2 separate regions of the Homo sapiens genome follow, and region 2 is linked to region 1. A link is an interaction called in ENCODE POLR2A ChIA-PET data of the cell type or tissue named here. Cell type or tissue: MCF 10A. All regions are shown on one strand. Each heading gives the region's core, and the rest is flanking DNA. Links, peaks and the distances in the headings are about the cores only.

Region 1 (7,968 bases), core at 1,495-5,494:
TTATGTTTAAGTTACTAATTTTGGAACTCCCAAGCAATCCTCATAAACTGATAAATAATTTACAGTGTTTTACTTGTTATATCAGTATTAAAATAACTGGTTTTTCAGCAAAAAACTTTAGTGGAGGTCATTGCAAGAAGACTATATCAGATAGGGAGCTAAAAAGTAATTGACAAATACACAAAAGTCACCGTTTTATTCTATACAGAAGAAAATATGTTCCTACTATGTATTATAGAGGGAGCATCTGAACCTATTCCCCACCTGGCTTCCTTCTGTTTGACTCCTTCCTATATTTTTTTCTGCTGCCTCCATTGGGAAGAATTGTTAATCTGATAGTTAGTGCTGAGTCCTTGTGGGGCCACATTTTATACAGCACAGGATCCACCTTCAGGTCAGGATCCATTTCCATCCTTTTTCTTTCATCTTCCTGTTTTAGACATTGGCTGGGCCCAGTCCAGCAAGGGAGGCTGCTTTTTCTCTTTTTCTAAATCTACCTGGCTAGGTGAGAACTTGGACTAAGTCTGTCAGCCTAGGCCATTCTTTCTCTGAATAGTACCCTGAACATCACTCAGATGGGCCTATTCCAAAATGTGGAGGAACTACATGAGGCCAGATTACATGGCAAGCCTAAACTGCATGATGCATGTTAGACATTTTGAAATACCTGTTATTGTTATTGTGCTAGTGAAGTCACCCATTAAAATGTAACTTCTTCTGATAACATCTATAGTGTGTATAATTTCCTCAGGAATCCTTAAACATAAGGATCAGATGACAGGGAAATAATTTGGTGATATCTCTTATGTGACCTCAATATCATGATAATATCAAAACTTTACCTACGCCTCTTAATATATTTCTTCCTGTTCACAATATTAGTACCAAATTTATTATCCATGATTATACCCTTTGTATTACTTTAGCATCTTTCATGTACATTTCTCATTTTGAACTAATATCTGATAATTAGTGCTTTCCCAAGAGCTACATTTCCAGGAAGGAAATTTCTATAATTGGATTATTTATAGACTTTAACAGCCTCTTTTGGTAGTTTTCCATACCGTAAGGAACTTTATCTATCCTTCTGTGGATCTTGGCAAGGGCTGATGCAATTACATTGGCCCTTTCTTCAGACATGTTGCTGATCATTGACCCCAGAGAAAACACCACAACACCATTTTCTCCAGAGCTCTGGATAAATTCTTCCATTTCCTGTGAAAAAAGAATTTGTTCCATCACAAAAGAGTAACAGCACAGCAGGCACTACTGAAAGAATTGGTACAAATTACTAAAGAGAGAAAATCAAGTATTATCAGGAATTATTGGAGGAAATTATGTCTTTTAACTGACCCAATCATTCAGTTTCTTATCAAGAAGATGTATAATATGAGATAGGTAGCCTCTACTAAGTGTGTTTATGTAAATATGTGTGTGTGCATGTTTGTGTGTGTGTGTAAGAGAGAAATGAAATGGAGCTATTACATAGTAGTCAGGGAGATAATGTTAGAAAACACTATACCCAGACTCTTCACTTATAATTTTACAGTTACTAATATAGGTTCTTGGAAAGTGGCACTACTTGGCTTTAATTCTATATTGTCATTCTACTAAATCACATATCTTTATTTCAGGCAGGTTTTCTTATTGGGGGAAACAGCCCCCAATATTTCAATGTAGATTCTTTTCTATTTTCCCTAAGTATCAGCCAGTCTGAGAAATAAAGGGAAAGAGTACAAAAGAGAGAAATTTTAAAGCTGGGTGTCCGGGGGAGACATCATATGTTGGCAGGTTCCGTGATGCTCCCTGAGCCACAAAACCAGCAAGTTTTTATTAGTGATTTTCAAAGGGGAAGGAGTGTACGAATAGGGTGTGGGTCACAGAGATCACACGCTTCAAAGGCAATAAAATATCACAAGACAAATGGGCAGGGCAAGGTCACAAGGCCAGGGTGAAAATAGAATTCCTGATGAAGTTTCATGTCCCACTGGGCACACATTGTCATTGATGACACATTATCAGGAGACAGGGTTTGAGAGCAGACAACCAGTCTGACTAAAATTTACTAGGCAGGAATTTCCTAATCCTAATAAGCCTGGGGGCACTACAGGAGACCAGGGCTTATTTCATCCCTTATCTACAACCATATAAGACAGACACTCCCAGAGCAGACATTTTAGCCCCGCCCCCCCCAATGCATTCTTTTCCCAGTGCTGTTAATTATATTCCTTACTAGGGAAAGAATTCAGTGATATTTCTCTTACCCGTTTTTGGTAATAAGGGAAACATGCTCTGTCCTGCCTGGCTCCCAGGCAGTCAGACCTAATGTTTATCTCCCTTGTTCCCTGAACATTGCTGTTATCCTGTTCTTTTTTCAAGGTGCCCAGATTTCATATTTTTCTAACACACATGCTTTACAAACAATTTGTGCAGTTAATGCAATCATCACAGGGTCCTGAGGCGACATACATCCTCAGCTTATGAAGATACTGGTATTAAGAGATTAAAGCCAGGTATAGGAAATTATAAGAGTATTGATTGGGGAAGTGATAAATGTGCATGAAATCTTCACAATTTATGTTCTTCTGCCATGGCTTCAGCTGGACCCTCTGTTCGGGGTCCCTCACTTCCTGCAACATTTTCTATAGAATTGTTTTAGTTTGAAGCTATCAATGGTTTTCTTCCCTAACTATAAACACTGAGGAAACGTTACTCACAGTTGGGGTGATTTTTTGTCTACATTTATCTTCCTCTGTAATCCTTTACACTTCACTAAAATTTTGTCAGAGTTTCCCAGTTTTTTTTCAAAAAAGAAAAAAAGTAACAGTAAAAAGTGGTGGTTAAGAATCACTGACATTCTGGAGTCTGGTTGTGGTTTGGAATTTCTATGAATTAGTACTGAGAGTCTCATTTATAATACTGAATTGTACAGTATATAGTTAGATAGTTGAATGATCATATTTTTCAGGTGATTCTTTAGGTGGAATAACTTTTCCCTGAAATCACACTGTTAAATTGATGTTCTATTTATAACTGCCTGTGAGGAACTCTCATTGTCACTTTGTTGTGTCTCAGAGGCAGCAGCACTTGCACCATAATGGGAGAGGCCACCAGCGCTTTCCACAGGGGAGATCTGGTCACCCTCATGAGTAGCTCACTCACACTACACTTCTTGGTGAAGATGTACTTGGCTAAAATTGATTGATATTTACTCTGATTTGCTTTCTCCAATCTATGCCAATATTTAAATTTAAAAACTTTCAGTTTTAATCATTAGGGTAAAACTTTTTTGAACTGCTGTTTATAAAACAAAGAAAAAAATCCAAATATTGACTGTGAAGACCATATATTGCTGTATTTTTTTTCAAATATGATTTTTAATCTTAAGACATCAATGTTAATGTGAGAGTCATTGTACTACTATTCCAGATAATACATGGGGCATCTAGACATTTTGTGTGATTGCAGTTACCTGTTGCCACATTTACTGTAACTCGTGTTCAGGGTTTACTCTCACTGGCTTGATGCCCAGAGCCTTCTTCATCCACCCAGTGTTGAAGTAATCTAACTTCTGTTTACTGATTCATCACTGATGTGGACTGGTTGTTTCAGACTCTGTGACAACTTCATAAAAATAATACAAAATCACTGTAAGTAATTTAACAAAAGTATGAAAAGTTTCATAAAGAAAAGGAAATATTTCTAAAATTTCTATCTAGAGATATTACCAATGTAAAATATGTATATTCTCATCATGGCTTTTATTCTATTTACACATGTACACTCATGACATTTATTTAGAAAGTTTTAACCTTATTGTATATACATTTTCCTCTTACAAAAAATTTGTCATCTTGTTATATTTATCATTTTCTACTACACTTTACTCGCATTATGGCTCACAGTGTAATTGAATATTTGATTGATAAAATTATTGTAAGGCTATAGTATGCATATAGTATAAGTTTTTAGTCATTCCTTCATTTAAGATGTTGGATTATTTCCAATGTGAATTTTATGAATATTTTCCATAAATATTAAATGTGCACATCTTAATTCATTTTTTTCTCAGTATGATTACATGAAACTATATTATTAAACCAATGATTATGTGCATTTTTAAATCACTAGAAATATTTTGCCAAATGTCTTTTTCTCTTAAAATATAGACATATATTATGAGAATCTAATATTTAATTTAAAAGAAAACAACTTGGGTTAACAATTATTCTACATAATAAACAATTAGAGAACCAATTTTACAACCATTGACTTGCATTCAAATCTTTCTGCAAGTTAATAACAACAGCTACTATTAGTAATTATCACTATTATACTACTAGTCATCCTTTTTCTTATCCTTCTACACCTCCTATTCTCTTCCCCCTCCTAGTGGCACTATCACTTTCCCTTAATATGAATAGGGAAATCTTTCAATAGTAGGGTAGGGTGCCATAGAATTTTTATTAGTCTTACCTCAGCTTTTGTCTCTTTAGAAAGTCATAAAGCACATACAATTCGCATTCAACATAGATATTGTATTTTACCCATGGAATAAATTCTCAGTTTTATGTAGACAAAAATCTTAAGAGATTACTTAATAATGTATTAAAGAATGCTTACTTTCTACCTATGTCTTAAAAGTATGATACTAATTTAAAATGCATGAGGTTCTTGTGTTCCTTTACAAAGAACATCATCTTCTAAGTAGACAGAATTCTTTAATTATGGTAAACTAAGTTTACTACTATTCAGATACAAGTGATAGAAATTATTTGGCCTTTATAATACGTGCATCATTCATTTTCTCCATGCTTCTCTGTAGGGAGCTTTGGCGTCTAGACACAAGTTCAACCAGGATGCTGTACTAAGTTGCTTGTCATAAGGCTGAAAACACCTGCTCTAATAGGGCATGTTTCTGTTCTAAGATGTAAACGTCAGATATCTCAGTGTAGAATGAGTTACATCCTTGAGTGAAATCAAGTGAACACTGGGTTTGGCTGCAAATATTATTAAGGATACACATTTATATTGTTGAGTAACTATTTTCTTTTTAAGATAGAATACTTAAAATCCTCATAACTTACAGTAGAATTTTAGAATGTCAACTTACGCATCTTACTAGCAAAACTAGTATGCCTACTTTTATTCAAGTCCACAATATATCTGTCCTCCACGACTTTTCAAGAGAACATAATCTTGATGTGCTGAACAATCTGGTTCTATTAAATGAAGAATGGTATCTCAAGTGACTTGCACATGTTAAGTAATTAATAGTGTTAGTAATCATAACAAAATAACCATAATTGCAAAATTAATATTTCTGAATCACTGACTATATAACAGAGAGATTTTAAGTGTTTTGTGTGTATTAACATTTTTTCCACAAAACACAATATGAAGTGGGTACTATTACTGCAAATGTAGGCATAATTACTTCTAGTCCAACATTCTAATCCACTTTTCCATCATCTGCTACCAGATTCCATGCAAAATTTCCCAAATGGTCTGCTCTTTCTTTGTTTCTTTTTTTTTAAATAACCTTATCATATATCTTCATTTCCTAACTCTTTTTAGTAGTCCCCAAAGGTGCTTAATAAATATTTTAACTCCTAATAAGTATCAGGCTCTAACTTGTCTCTCAGCATCATCTGATTCTCACTCAGCCTGTCCCTGCAAACTAAACTTGGAGTCTTGAGAACTTTCCTGAACACTTTACCTTTTTTTCTTTTTGTGTTTTCTGCCCTCCTCATTATTTCACCAATTTCTGCACATTGTTCAGCTGTCAGCTTCATTATCAGTGCGTCCAGGATACTTTCTATTATCTCCACTGATGCTATCTTGGCATGAGATAATAGCTTTTGCACAATTTTTATTACTTATACATATTCTATCTTTTGAAATAGAATGTAATGTGTGTGGGGACAGAAACTGTGTCTATTTTTTTTCCTCTTGCCTGTGGTTTTTGTTAAACTTTTATAAACATTCTCTTAATGAATGACCAATACCTTCTTACGTGTTGCATAATCAAGGCTTTAATTTAACCAACCCTATTTTCAAAGTCTCCTTAGTATCCCTCTGTATCTATAATAATGATGAAACTCACGTACTTGTGATGGTATCGATAAATCAACAAGTACAAGAGTTCCTAATTGCTATCTGCTTTACCCCACCCACTTCCCATCTTTCTTTCTAAGTCAGACACTCTGCAGGAAGACGGTAGAGTCATTCCTACTAAAAATTCAAAGCTAACAAAACCGAATCAACAAAATTATCTTTACCTTAGGTAGGGGTTTGGTAGATTTGCAGTGGAGTCCTCCAACAAATTCAACATTTGGTAAGAGTGGATGAGGAAATTGAAAATTCCAGGAGTTTTGAATAAGCCATATGTATGTCAGCTTTCTCCATTGTCTCAGATAAGGTAGTGGGTCTTCCTGAGAGGAAAAATGAAAGAAAAAGTGGATTACACAAGATAATTACATTAGGTAATTTTCTGAAAGGGATTAGAATAATGTAGGCAAAAATGTAGACCAAGTGTCTGTACTTTGAAATACATGAACATATATTCAAATATAAACATAATTTATTTTTTATGTATTATATATTTTGCCCTTGTGTATTTATAAGAAAAGCAAACTGATAAGAGAAGTTTGAGGGTAAACTACATCGCTAATGTCACATCGGAATACTCATAATCACAAACAATTATTAAAATAATCTATAGAGAAGTAAACATCCATTTCTTTACCCTTTAAAACTTCAATAGTAGCATATAAACATTTAAAAAACTCTTTGAGCTCCATGATCAACTAATTCTGCCTAACCCATAAAAATAATTTTCTGAGAAATAGTCTAGTTTCCGCAGTTCATTAAGCTAATCTTTTTATCTTTGGTTATTCAAGTGAACTGTGGGCTATTTTGAGAGTGTGGCTGAAATCCTTGTACCAACTACTGCTTTTGATTTATGCTAAGGTATTAACCATATTAGCTTTTAAGTAAATATATTTGAAAATTACAGCTAGAAAATTTTGAGAAATTATTCAAATAGAGATTTGTATCCAACCTTAATTTGGCTTATATTTTGTAATAAACATAGTATTTTTTTAAAAAAACTATATAGATAGAAAAATGTTCAGACTTCAATAAGATGATTAGTCTTAAAATGAATAATTTCCAATCTTTTAGTGAAGGAATGTGGAGACATTAGAAACTACAAATTGCCCTTATTGGTTTTTGCATTTGAGACAGAAGCACTATTTCTCTCAACTGTGAAGGAAACCTTCTGGTAACATGGGGACATATTTTAATTTCAGAATAAAGAAACTGCGGTGTACAAGGAAAAACAATTTCTGCAATGTTACATAGATAGTTGTGGTAGAAAATTGTGTAACTACTCAATATACATGTATGCATTCAGTAAGATGTTTGTGGACGGGTCCGACTTTTTTAAGATAAAAATATGTATAGTAAAACAGATGTGTGATTGTTTAAAGAAATATTAGGTGCACTAATTTACAGGTTTATGACTTCCTAGAATGTTCTGTATTAGCAATGGCCACAGGGTTTTAACTGAACTTATAATTTAAGCTTTTCTATAATATTTGTGCAATTGATAGATCATCTTGTGTTTTCATTTCATAAATTCACTTACGAAATACTCCACTACCAGCTGGGCGTGGTGGCTCATGCCTGTAATCCCAGCACTTTGAGAGGCTGAGGCAGGTGTATCACTTGAGGTCAGGAGTTTGAGACCAGCCTGGCCAACATGGTGAAGCCCCATCTCTACTAAAAATACAAAAAATTAACCAAGTGTGCTGACACATGCCTGTAATCCCAGCAGTGAGTTTAGATTGCACCACTGCACTCCAGCCTGGAAGACAAAGAAAGTCTCCACCAAAAAAAAAAAAAAAAAAAAAGGACCCTGACTTTATTGCTTTATAGAAGCTCAGCTTCAAAGGCACAGGAAAG
Region 2 (7,968 bases), core at 753-4,752, 58 kb before region 1:
TTGCAATATTTGCTTTATTTTAGTATTCTAGAACCAAATCTGCAACATCTCAGAAGTATGCCTTGTATTAGTGAAAACACTTAATATGAGATATACTCTAAAAATATTTTAAGCTGGAGGAGTGGCCAGGATGACTGACCGGAAGTAGGTAATATGCATGGCTCTCACAAAGATGAACAGAAGGGGTGAGTAAATACAGCCCCTTCAACTGAAACATACGGGCACTCGCATTGGGACTATTTAAGGAAACAACTTGATCCACAGAGAATGAAGAAAAGTAAGGCAGGATGACTGCCAACCTGGCATCAACACAGAACCAAGGAAAATTTCCTCACCCAGGGAAGTGGTGAGTGAATGTGCTACCCCAAATAACATGCTTCTTTCACAGATTTTTGTAACCCTCAGGTCACAAGATCCCCTCATGAACCCACTTAACCAGGTCTTCAGTCTGACACACAAAGGTATGTGGAGTCTCAGCAGAGCAGCCACTCAGGCACGTGTAGAGACGTGATGCCTTTAGATACTCTGGCTTTCAGGGCTTCCTGGCAAAAGTAGCTGTAGCTCTTGCAAAGTGGAAGGTTAGAATTGCAAAGTGGGAGGCTGAATTCAGGGGGCTGAGCAGTGACAGTCTGCGGGCCCCATTTTCACAGCACCTCACAGGATAAGATCCACTGGCTTGGAATTTCAACCAGCCGTGATAGCAGTGTTGGGCCTCCCTGGAATGGAACTCTCAGCCGCGTGGGGTGGGCCACCATCTTTGCTGTTTGTGCAACTTAGCTGTTCTGGCATTTGAGCTTTGGAGCATCCAAATCGACCACAGAAGGAAGGAATTCCCCAGCACAACACAGCTACTCTACCAAAACATGGCCAGACTGCTTCTTCAAGTAGGTTGCAGATCCTGTTCCACCTCACTGGGTGGGACCTCCCAACAGGGGACTCCAGTCATTTCCACCATTGTTCTTAGGCCAGCAGAGATTTGAAAACTCCCTGGGACAGAGCTCACAGAGATATGGGCCGCCATCTTTGCTGTTTGGGTGACTTAGCAATTCCAGCCTGTGGGCTTTGGAGATTATGTATGACAAACCATATGTCTTCCAAATCTTCCAAAGTATTAATATTGTTTTTTTTTTTTTTTTCTGGGGTGGGGGTATTGTTTTTGGCATGACTCTTAACAAGTATCAAGAAAAATGGTTAACTGACTCTAAAGAAAGTGTAACTATTTTAAGAAATGTATTACTTCTATTCCCAATTAGATTTTGATTATTCTTTCATTGGTATCACTGTTAGAGTTTTGCATGTAGGATAGCTATATAAAAATGTATTATTTATATTTACATAGATTTCATTTAACTCTCTTCTATTTATTTTGATAACTCATTTAAAATAAAAGACACTTATCTAATGCCTCACTATAAAATGATTACCAAAAATGAAAGTCATAATCCTGGATACAAAAGGTAAAGAAAACTTATATTTTTCATATTTTATGTTTTATATTTTACTTTTTATATTTTATATTTTACTTTTTCCAGAAAGGTCACTCTGTCCTACGATGTGCACAGGTACATAGGAAGGTGGAGCTAGAAGTTTCCTGAAGCATCACTCCCTGTTGCATCCTAAGTGTGAGCACAAAAGGGACTGCAAGCAACTCAGCCACTAGCTCCCCAGAGAAAATTATAGGGTCAGTAAACCATTACTCTGTAATGATTCATTTCCTGCAGCTGCTTCATGAGTGCCTGACTGTAGACAACACTCACATAGTGGTTTAAAAATTCCACCCAATTCAATTAAAGAATATATTTAGTTTTACCTTCCATTACCAGATGATAAGCCAGGAAAGATACTGAGAACTGGGTCTACAAGCCAAATATAGTGGCTCAACCTGTAATCCCAGAACTTTGGGAGGCAAGATGAGAGGATCATTTAAGGCCAAGAGTTTGAGACCAGCCTGGGTAACATAACAAGACCTACTCAGTACAAACATTTTACAAAAAAATTGACCAGGTGTGCTGGGGTGTGCCTACAGTCCTAGCTACTTGGGAGGCTTTGGTGGGGAGGATCACTTGAGCCTGAGAGTTCGAGGCTGAAGCAAGCCATGATTGCACTTCAGCCTGGGTGACAGAGCAAGACCTTGTCTCAAATAGAAAATAAAAGAAAATAATAAGCTAGGTCAAAAAATTCATCATTTGAATTCTCAAGATTATCTTTGTCATGTGCCACATGGACCTCCTTGAAGTTCAATGAAGAAGGCTTCTTGTAGTCAATGAGAAAAGCCTGTAGTAAGTAAACATTGTTACTTTGTGGCCCCTTTCTATGAGTTTATCTGGAATGTTTTTGACATTAAGCTAATGGCTCATGTCACAAGGCCAACCAGGACTTTCCCACAGAATGCACAACCAGCACAGCAGAGCTGCAGGTGCAGAATACTTGAAGCCCACTTCTCAGAAACTGTGATGGTAGCTCCCAGACGCACTGCTCACAGAGATTAAGAGTTTACAGGGCTCCGAATTGAAATAAATATACACAGATGTTAAAAATTAAATATTAAATATGAATGGCCACGCTTTATTTTGAAACTTGATGTTTATTACGGCAATCAAAAAATTATGTATCCAGAAAAATTTGTTCCAACCTTTAAAAAATAAAAATACATGAAATATAACTGTACTAATCTATATTTTCAATGACAGAAAAAAAAAACAAAATCTTTAAAGTTTCTAATTCACACAAAACACAAACATACACACACTTTCTTTCATTCCACACAAAACCCAAAGGTACAAGGTGGTTTTGGAAAACAAATATTTTACATTGCTTCACCTATGTGGACCCCGACTAATTAGCTGATAATACATTGAATAGCTATAATATAAAGACTATTTTGATATGAATCACATGAGTAATACAGGATGTGTTTAGAGTTCCAGAGAAAAAACACAAGTACTTCTACATGAAATAATTAGAAAAACTTAATTAGGCAGGTAACATGATATGAGATGAAAGCTTTGATTGGACCTAGGCAGTGTGTGGTAAAGAAGGGATTTTCCAATAAAGAACAGAATGAGTAAAGGTCATGGATATATGAAGAGCATCCCAATGTGTATGGATCACAGAGAAATTTGAGGGCAAGCTATTAAAAAAGACAGTTAATTTGGAATGAAGACCTTAGGCAGTCTTAATTGTCATACTATGGATTTGGATTTTAATACATGACCAAAATTTACTTACACAACTTTTAAAAAATGACAGTTATGAAATCAAGATTTTCCTTTAGCAAGCAACTGTGTCGACTAATATTGGCATGTAAAGTCAAGACCTTAAAATTAGAAAGACTATTAAAAATGTGTGTTTGTAACCAAAACAGGCGATCATAATGGCCTGATATGGTTTATCTGTGTCCCCGCCAAAATCTCATCTTGAAGTATAACTACCACAATTCCCACATGTTGTAGGAGGGACTTGATGGAGGTAATTGAATCATGGGGATGAGTCTTTTCCATGCTTTTCTCCTCATAGAAAAACTTTGCTTTAGACTTTGCTGTTTGTTTTTGGATAGTTAGTTGTCTTTACTTTCTGCTTTTTTTCATGTCTCCTTTGCTCCTTGATTTTATATATTAATTTATTTTTAATTAAAAAAGAAAAAGAAGTTACTTAGAATTTATGTTCAATGTTGAATTTTGTTTGTCTTTATGCCTTTTGTCACATAATTTGTTTTTTATGGGAAAGCTATGTGAAAATCTTGCATTTGAAAACATAGGAATACATAGATATTCCAATTTAATAGGCAAAACTAATTTCACAATCCTAATTAGCATACATGCTTTTATTGAGTTTTATGAACTTTAATTAAACATTACATTTTTAAAAAGTCACTGGATAGTGCATAAATAGTACTACCCAAATAGTGGAAATCTAGAATTGCAATAACAAGAAAGTTAAAATTAACTGACTACTAGACTATAATATCAAAATTGTAATTGCCTTTTAATTCTTGAAAAGTCTAATTCATAAGAAAGACTACGTGAATCTAAGCTTCTACTTTTATACCCAAGTACACTGAATGGAGTTCCTATACAATCAAATATGTTGAGGATATTCTTGGGCATAATTCTTCTCTATCTTTGTAATATCAGCCCTCCCTTTTTATGTTCCTTGGAGTTAGTACACTTCAGGGTTTTTTTATTTGTTGTTTTTGAGTAGTCAGCACAGGACTTAAGATTTAAAATCTCAAAATGTGAGATAGGAACTTAATATTTTATTTTCATTTTGTCACAAACAAATGACAACAAAGAGAAGTATTTCCAAAGTAACTTCAAGCATTCATAGGCAAATGATTAGTTGAGCCCACATACACTACTATAATGCTTTAAATTATTCTATGTAGAAGTAGTGCCTGTTAATGCAAAGCAGAAAATGAGATTCAAGTTCCAAATGGAAAGCCACATTTTCTTCACTGTGTAAATGGCTGCTTATAAGGATTGGACGTTGTACTCACCTTCTGTGGAATCTGGGCCAAGTCTGAAGCAATGAGATCAGCCTTCTCTTCTATAAGGTTTTGCACAACTGGCCCCAGAGAAAACACCACAGTGCCATCTTTGCCAGAGATCTGGACAAATGCTTTCATTTCCTACAAAGAAAATAATTTCTGCATCATAAAGATGCAATATCATGTAGAATAATATAGTTTACTTATGCTTTAATAAAAATCTGAAGAAGTTGTGATATGTATAGTTATATTGTCCCTATATTCTGCCATGTACTGCCAGTCTCTACAAGAAAGTTTGTGTTGGAAACACATAGCTTCAATACATAGTAATTATGTACTAGAAACGGTACACAAATAATTATACAGAACACTTAAATGATAAATATACAGCTCTTTTAATATTTGGTAGATAGCTAATTCTAAAATCATAATGGTTTGCAAACTCATAAAAGTATTCCTTGAGGAGTGATGTCAGTAAAATGATGAAATAACACCTCCCAACATTAATTCCCACACAAAAATAGAGCTAGTAACTATGTAAATACAAAAAGCCACACTGAATTCACCAGAGCTAAAAAGAGAAGAAGAAAATCCCAAGACTCATAGACATGGGAAAACTCATGATCTGTAAAATGAATAATTTTTTGGATTATGGCACCCCTTCCACACACCAAGAAGACACCACTGTGACAGAACTTTATTTTACCTGCAGTTGCCAAGATCAGAGGAGGAAATTTGAAGTGAATGTTCAGTTTCTTCATGGATCTGTGAATCTTTTTGGTTTGGGAAGCCCACTTTTGTCCTACCTCAGGAGAGGCATTAGGAGTGGCTATAGAGTTGAATGACCTGGGGTGAATTGGAAACAAGAGTGGAAGTACTAATCACAGTGACAGGCACACACATCTCAGCAACTGCTTGGTGTTCCTATTAGCAGGAATGCCACGCTGAGGAGTCTGACCAGTTCCATAACACTGCAGGGGCCAAAATCCAAAGGAAGGCCTGAATCTTTGGCAGGTATTTTTATAATTCCCAGATACTCATACGGAGCTTTTCTATGACCTGCAAACAAGTATAACATTTGAGATTAAGCTCCAGTTATTGCTTAAGTATCTCACAGACCTAGAAATCACTGCAAGTCTAGTTTTAAGTTACAGTGCAGAATTAAGGTTCAGATGCTCCGTAAAATTTTTGACAAGAAATTCAGTGCACACCTATTTTAAAAGTTCAGAAATCACAGCACATATGAATAGAGAGTTGAAAAAAACACACTTTAGAGAATAATCCAGGAAAATGATGATAAATTTTGCAAAGAAGTGGAAATGTTTTAAAAATAAAAAGAAATCCAATTAATAAAAAATATGTGAAGTGAATTGAAAAACTCAGTAGAAAACTTCAACAGCAGACTTGGTCAAACAGAGTAAGGAATCAGCAATCCTAAAGATAAAACATATGTAATTACCCAATCAGAAGAGCAAAAAAAGAGAAATAATTAAAATTAGTGAAGTAGGCATATGGAAAGTATCAAACATTATTAAGAAAACTACCTCCATATAATAGGAGTTCTTAAAGGAGATAAGAAATAAAAAGTCTAGAAAGCATATATAATAAAATAATGATGGAACATTTTGTAAATCTAGAGAAAGATGACAGTATCCATGTACCCTAATCAAATTTAATCCGAAGAGTATTTCCCAAAGGCACATCCTATTTAAATTGTTAAAAGGCAAATACAAAGAAAGAATATTGATAGCAGTATAAGAAAAGGTTTATACCATATTAAACAATGTCCCAATTCAAGTTTCATCAAATTTCTCAAAAAAAAATAAAATAAATAAATCAACTTGTGAGCAAGAAGACAATAAGATATACATTTAAAGTGCTGAAAAAAATCTGCCATGCAAAAATACTGAGCCTACCGAAGCAATTCTTCAAACCTGAAAGAGTGATAACATTTTCCGAAACAAAAGATAAGGCATTCATAAACATCAGACCAATCTTACAAGAAATAATACAAAGGAGAATTGTTTTATTGGAAAGAAAAGGACACTCACATGTAATAAGAATACATCTGAAGGCATAAAAAGCAGTAGTAAAACCAATTATAAAGACAAACTCAGAATACTCTAATACTATAATTGTGGTATATAAGCCATTTATATCTTTATCATGAAGATAAAAAGACAAAGTTATTAAAGAAAATCATAACTACAATTAAGAGATGGAAATATGAAAAGATATAAATTGAGACATGAAAAAGTCAATATGTGGAAGACAAAATTATGTCAAAATACAGAGTTCTGTTTATTTTTCTTTGTGCTCAAAGTTGTCACCAGTTTTAAATATCTAACAATAAAATATTTTTGTAAATCTTTCATTAACTAAGAAGCCAAACTTAGACACAACAAACACAAATGGCATGGAATCAAAACATATTACTAGAGAAAATTACTTAACCATAAAGGAAGACACAGAGAGAGAGAGACAGAGAGAGAGAGACAGAGTGAGAGAGAAAGGAAGACACAGAGAGAGAGAGACAGAGAGAGAGAGAGAGAAAGAGAGACAGAGCGAGAGAGAAAGGATATACAGAAACTAACCTAGAAAACAATTAACAAAATGGAGGTAGTAAATCTTTATCTATTAGTAATATTACAAATGAAATTGATTGAATGATCCAAGTAAAAGACATAGAGTGACTGAATGGATAAATAATTAAAACTCAACTGTATTGTTGCCACAGGAAACTCACTTCACCTATGAAGGTGTACACAGACTAAAAGAAAAGAAATAGAAAAATTTGTTTCATGTCATTGTAAACAATAAAAAAAATACAGTAGTAGCTATACTTAGTTAAAATATATTTTAAGTCAGGATTGATAAGAAGTTGGCCATTGTATAATAATCAAGAGCTCCATAGAGCAACAGAATAAAATTGTAAATATATATGGTCATAACACTGGAACATCCAAATATATAAAGCAAAATTTATAGAGCTGAAGAGAGAGATTGACTGTGATATGATAATAGTAGAAGAGTGCAGCACTTTACTTACAATAATAAAAATATAATTCAGACAGAAAATCAATGAAAAAACCTCAGAGTTAAACTGCACTCTAGGTAAGATAAACCTAACACGGACATTTACAGAACATTCCATCCAACAGCTGCAGAGTATGTAATCTTCTCAATAGCACATGAAACATCTTCTAGAATAGACCATATTTTAGGTCAAAATAAGTCTTAAATTTTTTTAAAATCAAAATGGTGTCAATTTTTTTCCACAATGGAATAAAACTAGAAATCAATAAAAGAAAGAATATGGGAACATGTACAACTATACATAAATTAAATGTGCTCATAAACAACCATTGAGTCCATAGATAAATTATTTTAAAATATATGACAAAAATAAAAATGGAAAGACAATATAACAAAACCTAGAAGATATAGAAAAAATAAGTTCTAAAACAACAAATATATGCCAA

The links. Peaks named below come from ENCODE experiments on the same cell type or tissue, not always from the same donor. Only the 100,000 strongest peaks of a DNase experiment are listed, where the experiment ranks them.
Region 2: POLR2A ChIA-PET joins it to region 1 with 7 read pairs; 3 of 35 experiments call an interaction of 5 or more read pairs at or near these places.

Annotation. Positions count from the first base shown.
Region 1 is chr4:69,028,592-69,036,559 of GRCh38, reverse strand. It overlaps the pseudogene UGT2B26P. Among named protein-coding and RNA genes, the nearest start is that of UGT2B7, 64 kb to the left of the region's middle. In MCF 10A, for the core only: no CTCF peak of the experiment used is centred there; a DNase peak (open chromatin) is centred at 3,529.
Region 2 is chr4:69,086,131-69,094,098 of GRCh38, reverse strand. It overlaps a transcript of UGT2B7 not described here. Among named protein-coding and RNA genes, the nearest start is that of UGT2B7, 6.4 kb to the left of the region's middle. In MCF 10A, for the core only: no CTCF peak of the experiment used is centred there; no DNase peak of the experiment used is centred there.